Linked DNA regions of Mus musculus: region 1 is linked to region 2. The links are chromatin contacts, found by Hi-C or POLR2A ChIA-PET in ENCODE. All regions are on one chromosome and are shown on one strand. Each heading gives the region's core, a stretch centred on a gene start or an enhancer-like site at or near the end of the contact. The rest is flanking DNA. Distances are from core to core; before and after follow the strand shown.

Region 1 (6,695 bases), core at 4,033-6,532, 93 kb after region 2:
GTACCACATCGTAAATGCTTTCATTTAATCTTTTTCCAATATGGTGATTAAGAAGATTTTAATGCTGGAGCCCGGGAAACAGAAGAGAACCATGGGGGGAGGAGGGGTTGACTTTCGGAAAGACGTTTCTGGACATATGGTAAAAGGATGAGCCTACAGCTCCTGAGAGCTCCCCATTCCAGTGACCTCAGAGGTTAAAAAAAAAAGGTGCACCCTCAAGTGGACAAAACCATGGCCTCATATGCTGTCGGGAGAAATGACAGTGCCCAATAGTGTAAGACATCACACGCCAGTTGACCTCAGTGTGAAACCCACCAGCCCCTCCACGAGCACACAGTGGGGCCCTCTAAGTTGCCGATACGATAAGCCGCATGCTCAGGCAAATGCTCCGCACCCACCCGCTGAGCCTCGGAAGGGAAGAGCCCCCTTCACTGTCTGATGGAGACGGTGACCGATGCTAGCTAGCGAGGGCACTGGCTGGCCAGTGGGAGGATTCTGACAGGAAAGCTATCCAGATGTGCTCACTCACTACCACACTGACTGGAAGCCGCCAGTTCTAGCTGATCACAGCCAAGGGAAGGACAGGGAGGCTGGGCAAAGCAGTGTTTTCCTTCTTGACCACATTGCTCAACAGTGAAAGCAGAAGACATAACTGTGGGCAAAAGTGCATCCTAAAGCTAGCATTTAAATCAAGCTTTGGGACAAAGGCCTCGTCTATTTTAAGGTTCTGACCTGAGGATACTCAAGAGAAATGAAAACATAACGCCATTTCTACAGCAGAGCTGGCCTGTAAGTAGGAAAGTGACTCGTGTCCTACTTGAAGTACATCTATGACTGTAGGTTATAGCCCATGTTCAGTACCATGTGATAAGACACTGGCACTGCCTATCTAGACTCCCTTCCTTCCTAGCCACCAGATTCCAACTTTTTTATTGCTACAATGTTCCCAACTGGGTGCTGAAAGTCTGGCACAGTGTGAGAGCACTTGCCTACCATATGTGAGACCCTAGGCTCAATTCCCAGCACCACATATGTACACAAAAGGCAATCACCGTCCTCTCCAGCCTAAGTGGTCATGGGACCATTCTGATAACTAAGAGAGACCAGAATAGATTTCACAGGGAACTTTTTTTTTCTTAATGTGCATTGGTGTTTTGCCTGCAGGTATGTCTGTCTGTCTGTATGTATGTATGTATGTCTGTGTGAGGTATTGGATTCCCTAGAGTTACAGACAGTTGTGAGCTGCCATGTGGGTGCTGGAAACTGACCCCTAGTCCTCTGGAAGAACAGCCAGTGCTCTTAACCACTGAGCCATCGCCCCAACCCCTCACAGGGAACTTTCTAAAGAGTCTGAGCTGTCACTGGGTTTGATACTAAGCCTGTTTTCCCAGCCTGATGCAGGAAGAACCTGGGATAGAACAGTCGTCCATGTTGAAGGACCACAGCACATGCTATACCACATATACATCACATTGAGGCCAGGATGACAAAAACTCCTGGGCTGCCCAACCTCACTCTTATACAAGAGAAAACTAAAACTCACAGTTGCTTAGCCCACTGGCTTTCTGTTGTGGGGCTGCCTCTACATGTTGTAAAATTTGTTTAAAAAAAAAAACAAAAACAAAAAACTTTAGCCAAGTTGTTTGGCTGGACAGGTACAATGAAATAGGATACCTGTCATCTCATGTTTTCTTTCTGAGACCATGTAGAATAACATACTTGTATGCTGATGGCTCCTCCACCAGCACAGGATATTAATAAATTACATCATGAGGACACTGTGGGCCTACTCCTAAGTGTGCCAAAGGTTCTTGGTGTGTTCTGCGCATTGCCCTGGGAAGAAAATCCTGGGAAAATGTATAAAACAGCATCTAAGCACCTTGGTCAAACACTGTTCACCAAGCGGCTGAGCATCTCCATGCCTTGATTTTCTCAAGTGGCGAATGAGATAGCGGTTCCTGCCTCAGAGGTGATAGTACATATTAAAATGAGCCGATGCTTACCTAATACCCAACTCTGTGCCTGAGACTGTTAATATTTACTAGGCACCTATTCATGTCATGGTAAAGCCCTCGATGATGTAGCCAAAAGTTAATAATAAAAGCCAGATGGGTTGTGTTTACCCAGCACCGTGCATGCATTCTGGACATGGCTCTGTAATATTGACATAAGCACGGTCTATAGATGTGGCTGATTATAGCTGGTGCTTTTGACAGTGCTCCTCACTGCCACACTGACAGTCACAGAACGGCAAGGGTGACATGTGTAGGACAAGCTGCTTTTCCTGGGGATGTAGTTTACAAAGTGGGAGCCATGCTGAGAGACTAGCAGAGACAGCTAAAAACAACCCGCGAAGCAGACAACTGTCAACCACTTATTACAAGGTCAGTACCCATGCAGCATGATAGCAAGAAACCTTCACGTAATAAGTCATGAAAGCTGGAAGAACATGGCCTCTTCCATTCAAGAGTTCAGCAAGTACACTTATTTATTTATTTGGAGATCGAAACACAAATAATTTCCACCTTTTAACTTACCTACTTCTTGTATGTATGTATGTATTTAAAGATTCTAATGCAAAGCATCCAGGCCAATCTTGGATGTTGCCATCACAGTATGTAACCTAAAATGAGTGAACATCCGGGGTCCTGAGCTCGACCACCACGACTGCTCGTTCAGGGCAGCACAAGAGTTTTCCTAGATGAAAGTATCCTCAACCAAGCCTTAAAGCCAAAGGTACCCCAAAATGTGTTTTAACATTTCTTCCTTTTAAATCAATGACAATAATAGGATGAGAATTAACATTTTTCTCCCTTCTAAGAGAAATGAAGGAAAAAACAAAGGGGAGAGAGGGCCTCTCTCTCTCTCCTGTGTGCCTGTTAACCATTTTTCTGTTACCTTATCAAGTCTGGCAGAGCCACAGGAAAGCCAGCGTGATCCTCTGACACCTCTTCATGAGACTAGAACAGTACCATAAACAAAGATAGAATATGAGCCATAAGCCTGAGCCATGTTACCACTAAACGTAGAAGCCCTAATTCAGAAAATAAAAAGTAAACAGTTGGAGTTAATTTTAGTAGTATATTTTATTCAAAATACCATCTCATCGATATGTAATAAGTAGGAAAATCGTTAATATTTTCTACTCCTTCTTCACACTGAGTCTCCAGACACCCTGTGCATTGCATACCTAGTACCTGGCAATAACAATCAGCCACATGTCAAGGACTTGAGAGTAAATGTAGCTACTGGCTCAGCAGGCTCTGAGGACCCCTCCATGGTAGTCAAGCAAGCCATCTGCTTCCTCTCAGCAAGCTAGCTGGAGCACCTGGTACCGTCTTCAGTACAAGTTACACTTCAAGTTAAGGGAAGGGGCTTAAAATAACTTAAGTCTACTGCTGCTAACCATGTTTTACTGCTCACTCAGCCAGAGTCACTCAGGCCTATGTAGTCATCCTTTTTCCCATGGCTTTACTTTGAGAGTCCTGGAAAAGTCTGGCCGATAGAAAAAACCTACTTCCTAAGACAGTATTCTGTGTTTTCCTCCAGAAGCCAGGGATAATCAGACATACACCAGACTCTTCACTACCTGGACAGCCCCTTTCCAGTGACCTATATAAGACACTGGCTTGAGAAATGACAGGATGGGGTTTCCATTGTCACAGACGGGTAGGGCAGCTTGAAAGATAATCTGAACACACCAGCATCACTGACTACTCACGTCTACTGAGACGAACAAAAACAAAGGGAGAGAGAGTGCTTAGCCAAGTCTTCACCTGGAAGACCAATGGGGGTTTGGGAGCAGGGGTGGATAACTTGAAACAGATGTTGAAGTGAGGAGGTGGGACCCCTGAGATTCCACTGGTTGATTTCGGTAAACTTTGTACTATTGAAAGAGGTCAAAGAGAGCTGAGTAACTCTAGCAACTATCCCTAGCAATCACGGGAGAGACAAGATAAAGTAACAGGGACCCTTCCACTCCTGCTACACCGTCCAGCACCCACTGAGTTTCCTCTTCCCGAGTACTGTACAGAACCAGACTGTAGTCCAGACACTCGGCTCCCTCTCAGTGCTTAACTGGCCTCAAAACGCTGCGCCCTTGGGGGTCCTGGCGCCTCCAGAGCTGAGTCCCTGCCTCTGCGGGAGTCCTGGCGCTAGGGTCCTCGCAGGCGCGAAAGCCCGTTCGCCCTCTCCAACCCAAACAAACAGGCTGGGCTGGCCGCAGGAGCCTTCGTCTACCTGCCCAACTGCCAGGTCACGCCCGCGAACTGCTCTGGGCCCGCAGCCTTTACTAGATCCAGGGCCAGGGGCAGTCACCCACACAAAGACGCCTTGTGCCTCTGCGCTTGGCTACAGGCAGCAAGTCCACCGTACCCGAACTGGCAGAGAGAGTGCCCTGGCGCCAAATCCCAAGCCCCACATTCCCAGCCAATCTTCCACGGAAAGGCCATCCCATAGCTCCCTGACTTAAATATAGGTGTCCAGTCGGCTGCAGTCAACGCGCACCCCCACCGAAAGAAACCGATCGGAGCAGGCGCACCAGAAAGAGACGCACAAGCCGCTCAGTAGAAGTTTGCTTTGTCGCCGGCAGGAGGGGCAGAGCACTCCAGTGCCCAACTCTTGGCCCGCCCCATCTCCCCGGCTGTAGGGCGCGGGGGTCCTCCACGGCTCGCTCACCTCTAGTCCAGTCCACCACTTGTTTGGGGCTCCACTTGGTCACGGGCTCCATGGTAAGCAGCTTCGCTGTCCGCTGGGCTAGGCAATCGACAGGAGTCCTGCAGCCTGCGCCCGTGGTTGTCCCCTGCGTGTGCCGGGAGTCCGCTCAAGCCTGCATGGCCGCAGTCAGCGGGCCATCGCGCTGCGGTTTCTGCGAGGGAAGCGCGGCCCTGGGTCTCTGCGCACGGGACAGCTATGTCCCGTACGGCTGCTCCCCGCAGCTACCGCTGTCCAGATGCAGTTCCCCCGACGCCGCTCTCTGCTACAGCTGCTTCTCCGCAACCACCGCAGCAGCGGGAGCAGGTTGCAACCTCAAACCCCAGGCCGGGGCTGCCCTGGCGTGGGACTCTTCTGGCCGGGAACTTCTAGGTCGGCTGGCCCTCCGCGGCTCCTGCGAGCGGTGTCCGTCCCCGAGGTCCCCACTCCGCGTGCGCCCCCGCCTCGAGCCTTCCCGCCAGTGGGTCCCACCTCCTGCGCCACCGTCGCGGGCCGCCCGGGCGGAGGAAAAAAGCGGAGCGTGCGCGCTCGGGTTGCAAAGTTTCTGCTCCGCTCGGCGCTGCCGGAATAAGAGAGGGGGCGGGGCGGAGCGGGAGCAACACGTGAGAGGGGCGGGGCCGCGATGACGTAGACTCCGGTTTCTTTCCCTCCTACGTCCCAGCTCCGGACGCCAGGGATCTACTTTTCCTCTTCAAGGGGTGGGCTGGAGCTGCAGCCTGAGTCCTGGAGAGCCGCTTGGCTCCGAAGAGGTCCCAGCTTAGTGGCAGCTGAATCCTGTAAACAGGTTTTTTTGTCTTTGTGTGTTGGTTTGAGATGTGTCTGTTCTCGTTTTTAAAAGCTTCGAGTCGCAATCTCGCCTTAGCTATTCAGCCTTTTAAGTTTCCTAAAGTAGGCCAGTTGTGTGTGTTTTGGACAAATGGATGGCGGTGTGCCACTGCTCCAAGGCCGCTACAGTGTATCAACTCTTCGGTTTAATAACACCAGAATGGCAGCTCTTTGAGTTGTGTTTTGACATAATGTAATAGTCATATTTTCAAAATGACCTAACGCTCGATTCAGATTAGTCATTAACCCTGAGGCGAAAGTTGTCAGCGAGCCAAAAAAGAAAAGAAAAAAAGAGAGAACCTTGCCTAGTTCAGCCTCTGACAGGGAGAGGAAAGCCCTTTCTGTACTACAAGCCTCAATTTGGAAGCAGAGCGCGGGTCTGGGGAAAACCCTATAACCGGTGTTTACCTCCCTCCCACACACATGCAGACACTCTTTTGGCCCTAGTGAAGTCTTCTTTCAATTATAGTTATTGATTTCCATCTTCCCCTGAGCAACTATTAACCCTATCCAAGGAGGAAGCTGCTTGTTATTGGGGTATATTGAGCTGGATCTGATCTTCCCCTTCCAACTACTTATCTTCTGAAGTAAGGGAGTGGCTAGTGTTTATTGATTCAGTAAATACCCGCAGTTGCTTTCCCTGCACCAACCACTGCGTTCATATTTCCTCTGTTAGGATAGCTGCTCTCTATTACACGTGAGAATCACTGCTAGCACCCAGCTATCTGTTGTATAGTGAGTGTTTTGGGTGTACAGCGTACACACTGTCTTAGCCTTCCTGAGCAATTCGTCTATGCAATGGAGAGGTACAACTATCAAAAATAGCGATTTTTTTTTTTTAACCAAGAGTAATTACCCAACCCAGAAACTTGACACCGGCCATGAGAAAATTCCTGGTAGAGTAGCTGCCCTCTTTTTAAGAAATGATCTTTGACATCTGTCTTTCCTTAACCATCTTGACCTCTGCACAGTGGGAACTGTGCCTACAGTTTCGAAAATAGCTATATGATTAGATGACCAAGCAAGTAATTCATCTATAAACAGTGCTGCCTTCCAAAGGGGACACAGTAGTAACGAAGTTGAAAGACGATGAATCTGGCTGCATAACCCCTGGAATCACAAAGAGGAGCAAATGCTATCAAATGCTTTCGCTGTAG
Region 2 (6,025 bases), core at 616-3,115:
TGATCCTCTGCAAATACATAATGACTTCCAGCTTAGTGTTTTTATGGGATTCCTGAGTGTGAGTGGGTCTCTGATTCTTGTACCTTCTCTGGGCTCTTTTCCTTCTGCTGCTTTGCCTTGTCCAAATTTGATGTGATAGTTTTTAACTTAAATCATATTTTGTTAAAAAAAAAAAAAGAATGAATGAATGAATGAATGAATGAATGGAAAACCTAGCCACTGTCATTCTTACCTGCTGGGACAGGGACAATCAGTTTTCTCCAAGAGTGACACTTGGACAGGCTTCATGTTCAGGAGTAGTTGGCAAACATACAGTGGACTCTACAGGTTTTGGTGTGTGTGTGTGGACACTTTTATTTGACTACAGTGTGGTGGGTTGGGTTCATTTGTTATTGATTTTCTTTTTTTGGTTTATGATTGTGTTTTTGTTTTTTTTGTTTGGAGCTTTTGTTTTTGTATTTTTGTTGTTGTTGTTCCTTGAGAAAGAACTTAAAGTTGGGTAGGTAGGGAGTGGGTAGAAGATCTAGAAGGACTTGGGGAAGGAGAACATAATTAAACATATAAATCTTTAAGATGTTTAAAGTAACACAAAATAAAATAGAATTTAAAAATGTTTAAGTGAAAAACATTTCTTTAAAGGGGAGGGGGGGGGGGATGAAGCCAGGCAGTGGTGGCGCACACCTTTAATCCCAGCACTTGGGAGGCAGAGGCAGGCGGATTTCTGAGTTCAAGACCAGCCTGGTCTACAGAATGAGTTCCAGAACAGCCAGAGCTATATAGAGAAACCATGTCTCAAAAAACAAACAACAACAACAACAACAAAAGTGTGTATGGGGGGTGATGGGGTAGGGTCAGGTTGGACAGGACTAGGAAGTCACCAGGAAGTTCCTGTGCGCACACATGCATGTGCAGACCTGTGCGCACAGACACCGAGTTCCTTCCTTGGCTGCCCTTCCATCGTACATACTGAAAGCTGATCTTTCACTGACCCAGAACTTGCAGACTCCAGCCAGTCTAGCCGACCAGCCTGCTCCTGGGATCCCTCATCTTGACAGCCTGGGAGTGCAGGAGGTGTAGAGTTACCACACCTGCAGGGATCGGAGGGATCCAAACTCTGGCGCTTTCCTTGTTCAGCAAGCTCTTTATATACCAAGATATCTCCCCATTTTGAGGAACTACTATTAGCTGTTGCTATATATTTCAAAAGCAGAGTTTTACAAAATCCTTTAGCAGCGATAGAGTTTTTAAACATAATTCAGGTAAAAACCTCAGACGAAAATACAAAGAAAAGAGACATTGTGGAGGCTGTAGAGGAAGCCAGAACTTTCCCTGGACTTCCCCCAGAGCTTCCAGGAAGAGTGTGGGAGGGAGGCACCATCTGGTGTAATAATTTGAGTTGAGCGCTGCAGACAAGAGTTAAGTCTGAGTTCTGAGAATCCATTCTTAGGACGCTCCTTCAATTTAGAAGAGACATCTGCAGAGAAAAGTGCCCATCACACTAACCATGCTGTCCGAAGCTCTGCACACCATTAAGCAATGGGACTGTAACCATCTTCCAGACCAGAGAGTCAAAGCAAGCATCGTGTCTGGGCACAGAGCCCAGGTCAACAGGAAACTGGCAGGGGCCAACGCTCCTGGAACACAGCTCCTTCCTTGCCCTTTCCTGTACTCTGCTCACAGGCATGCGCTATATACTGAATGAATCACCACAGAAGCCTCTTCAATCCTGTTTGTGGGGGCTGCCCTCCCACCCCCCACCCCCAGCCAACAGATTAGTTTCTTGAAGTGCCCCAGACACTGCTGGGAATATGTTGTTGTAAGTGTAAAAACAATGACACTGGCAGAGGTGGCTACTGTGCCCCTTAACACTGCCACAGAGGCATTTAAGATGGGGGGAGGGGAGGCCTTACTAACTCCAGTCATCCTGCGCACTGCACTTCAGGCAGGTCACTGGACAATCCCAGTGGTGAAGTATGTGGACGCTGGGCTTCAGCTCTGCCTAGGAATACCTTGGAACATTTCTTTTCTGTAGTGTCATTTACGTTTGTTTCTTTCGCTCCTCTACCACAAATTCATAAAATCCCAAATGCTTGGAAGAATTTATTTCCGTCTTTAATATAAGTGCCCACACTGCCAACGGCCAGGAGTGGGTCACTTGTAAATCTGAAACCACGTTGAATACTCTTTTTCCTTGGGTTTCACATATGACACAAAACAGAAACATTTCAATTATGTGTGACTAAGAGTAAGAAAAATATACAACTCTATTTAAAACACTTAAATTAACAAGATAGGGCTTTTTCCACTCTAGCAAAATATTGTACATTCAGTTTTAAACAAGAGTTAATATGCAGACACACATTTTCAAAATACCTGATCCTAGTTGAAAATCAGTGACGATGAGGCTTTCCAAGATATTTCTAATTAGCAAAAATGTGTACACCTGGGAAGGACTGTAGGTTTCCCCCCCCCCCCCTCGAACACAGACATCAAACAGATCAACACTGCAAACTGACCAATGCCTCATAACTCTAACTCTGGTTGCTTCTGCTTCCTGAACAATACACTTTGGCTGTCAGCAAATCTTATAGCTCCTTTCCCATATACAACTGCAACACCATTCACAAAAAGCACACACTTCTTTGCATATGCTAAGTTCCATCAAAGCGTGCTCGTGAATTTGTGTATTGGCTCACCTACATGGAGGCTGTTACTGAAAGGGGGGTGGGGGGGTGGCTGGGCGCGGGTAACAGCTGATCTGTAGGTAAAGAAAGCCCTGCTACAAAGAGCCTCACACACATCATTCTGTGGCGGACGCTGCCATACTTATAAATATGTTCTATAGCTTTAAAAATCAAAGCAAAGGCTTTTCTCCTTTGGCTTTTTCAGATGCAGAAGTTGGACCACAAACTGACTATGGGTTTTATCTATGCGACAAAACCCATCAATTTCAGTCCCCGCTGTCCAAGAAAACAAAAGTGAACAATTTTGCCAATTCCTGACATTAAGTTGTCTGACCAACACCACACTTTAAAGAGCATGTCTCCATGTTCCCACAGTGGGACGGCAGAACTAGGCAGGCTGTGCCATGTCTGTCCTTCCTTCTGCCTCCACAGATGGCACCTAAGATCCACTGGATTTGATGCCCTCTGGTTGACTTGAACACTCCAGGAACAACAGTATACAACCTTAAAAAAAATGGAATGAAGTAAAGTTGCCACGGAGCACTGTGGAAGGAGTCTAAAGAAGCTGTCCACTGAGGAAGAAGGCACTTGCTAGCAGGAGACAGGCAGGAAGCTGGTGGAGCAGCCACCTCAGTGAGTCAACAGCTTGAGGCGAGTCAGCCAGCTGACCAGCAGCGACGGCTCCCCAGAGGACGCCTTGGCCGATGAGGAGGCTGATTTCTTCTTGGAACCTTCCTCCTGGAATGGAATGGTGGCACTGCTGTGTAGGTCGGAGTTGATGTAGCACCTGCTCCCTCGGATGTAGTCCGCACCTCGGACCAGGTGCCGCTCAGTCAGGGGTCTAGAGAACCGGTACATAGGAGAGGCACTTTCTTCAGTGATGGGTGTGATCCGCTCATTGCTGAAGTACCGGCAGAGGGCATCTTCCCCTGTTTTCAAGCAAAGACAAACTATCAGGACAAGAACCCCCAGATCTAACACCACACTGCCACCAAACACATGCATACCCAGCTCTCTGCCCTGCAAAGACCTATGAAGGGCTTGGCCCTCCAAAGAGAACCACAGGGGTTTGCCATCAGCGTTATGATGGTTCGATGAGAAATGCCAACACGTCTCCACTGCCAACTTATGTACTGACTGTGTATCCTCAGTGGCTGCACTGTGCTGAGAGCCTTTGGGAAGTGAGGCCTGACTAGAAGACACTTCTCACAATGGGTGGTCCTCTGCAGGCCATACCCACTCGCTCTTACTGTAAACATGGCTCGAAGCATCGAAGCATCGAGCAAGGGCCGCCCCACAACTTGAGTGCTGTACTGTCTTAACTCTTCTTTCTCTTCTGGGTTAGTTATGCTCGCCCTTTTGAGTTAATCCTCAGGACACAGGAAGAACATAGACAAATTCTTCACCAACGTGTAACCTAAGTAGCCCATAGCAAGGGATAAGGCAAAACAAAGACTTGAAAAAGATGAGCATCTGTTTGTAGCTACAGACAGAGCCTCCCTGGTTATTAGACAATCCACAAAATGAAGCCACACACTGTTCCCTGGGGTGATGAAGTACCTTGAGATGTTCTCAAGGTACACTGACCTCCCCATCAAAGGCTTTGGGGTATCAAGCTGAAAACCCATTTTAAGAACTGTCCTTTAAAAGAAAATATAAGCTTGTGAAATGGTTCAGTGTGTGTGGACACTTACTATCAAGTTCAATTCCTGAAACCCACGTGGTGGAATTAAAAAACCAACTCCTCGAAGTTGCCCTCTAGTCTCAACAACCATTCTGGCACCTATGTATTTACACACACACACACACACACACACACACACACACTCATACAACACACACAAATGCACAAGCATGCATACAGCACACACTCACACACAAACATCACACACACAAGCACACACACTCTCACACACCACAAACAAAAAACACAAACACACACAAGCATGCATGCACTCTCACACACCACACACAGACACCACACACATGCACACATCAGACACATACATACATATATACACACTTGTGCACACCACAGACAGATACCACAAACATGAACACACTTGCACACACACACACACACATATAGAGAAACACACATCTGCACATGTACACATACATGTACAATTTTAAGTTAGCTTGCCTAGGATAACAGTTTCCTAGTACTCAGAAGTGGCTGCAACTGGGGTCCAATCAGAGCAAGATACTTCTCCAGCTGCAGGGGAACTCACTGTTATCCATATGGCTCATAGCACACATGAATTAAAGGGTCATGATGGTTTACCCACAGGTTTTTTTTGTTTTGTTTTTTAAAGGAAAGGCCATGAGGCTAACCAGTGTATAATGTAATAGAATAAGTGGAGCTAAGAATGTGGAACCTAAGTTGTAGTGGAAACCCCAGAAAGTTGAAGATCATCTGCCAAGGAAGACTGCAGATACCAAACAGAGCCACTCTAAGAGATGCCACGTGCCTGCAATCAGAGCAGGGGTATGGAGCAAGATGGCCAAGCCCTCTGAAGCATGTATTACGTTACTATGCTACTGAGGTGTTATATGTGGAGTTAGACATGCTTTGCCTGGCTAGGTTTTAGTCTTGTGCTGTTCTGGAATGTGTATGCTGCAATTGAATACTAAAAGGGCATAACTTCCCTTTTGACTTCAATAGAGGCTCACAGAGTTGTCCTTGAATCTCAGAATACTTTGAACTTCCCAACAGTACCAAAACTACTAAGATGATGGGCTGGCGTGGATGCCTTGTGTATTATAAGGTGGAAGCGAGCCTTAGGAAAACAGGGATGGAATGTTGTGGTAAGACTGCGCAATGTTCCCCAGGGGTTTGTGTTCTTAGTAATAGTGCCCCAGCTTCTGCTGCTGCTTTGAGGAACTGTGGGAGCTTTAAGAGGCGGGACCCAGCTGACAAGAGGTCATTTGGGGTAAGCTTTGGAAGGGTACAGTCCAGCTCCTGGTTCCAGCTGCTCTCTGCTTCCTGGTCTATCACCAGGTAAGCATGCTTCCACCTCAGCCTCCTCCTGCCTCAGGTCAGAGCCTTTCTGCCACACTTTCCTCACATGACACCTGAAACTGTGATCCAAATAAACATTTCTCTAAAGTTGTTTCTGTAAGAGTTTTCAGTAATATGACATGAAGTGGCTAATATATTCAGGTTCCTTCAACGACCAAGAGGTAACACAATGGCCCAGCAGAATAGGAGAGCCGGAATGCTTTACCTTTATATTTGCATAACTCTACTTAAAATAATAAACCAAAGATGGAAAAAAATGTGTTTCTATCATTGCTTAGATGGCTCCTAGTGATATTCTGCACACTGCCTTGTTCAACCA

Evidence for each region. Hi-C counts contacts between places; a loop is a spot of excess contacts on that map. ChIA-PET counts read pairs that join two places held with the same protein, here RNA polymerase II (POLR2A).
Region 1: a map of gastrocnemius shows a loop between it and region 2 (6-fold over the local background). The contact joins the promoter of Cnksr3 here to the enhancer-like site in region 2. A Hi-C loop is called at or near these places in 8 of 37 maps with a recorded cell type or tissue (gastrocnemius, heart and left cerebral cortex). POLR2A ChIA-PET finds 5 or more read pairs at or near these places in 2 of 5 experiments (Patski and embryonic stem cell).

Annotation. Positions count from the first base shown.
Region 1 is chr10:7,206,955-7,213,649 of GRCm38, forward strand. Cnksr3 (Cnksr family member 3) reads right to left here and starts at 5,283. Exons shown (of 13, transcript NM_172546.2): 1 at 4,678-5,283. The coding sequence starts at 4,729.
Region 2 is chr10:7,116,974-7,122,998 of GRCm38, forward strand. Cnksr3 (Cnksr family member 3) reads right to left here. Exons shown (of 13, transcript NM_172546.2): 13 at 2,089-3,613. The coding sequence ends at 3,315. Among named protein-coding and RNA genes, the nearest start is that of Cnksr3, 92 kb to the right of the region's middle. Within about 2 kb of position 1,866, at least 2 of the 3 ENCODE cell types and tissues checked have a DNase peak (open chromatin) inside an H3K27ac peak, as active enhancers do; they include gastrocnemius and heart, where a contact is called at or near this core.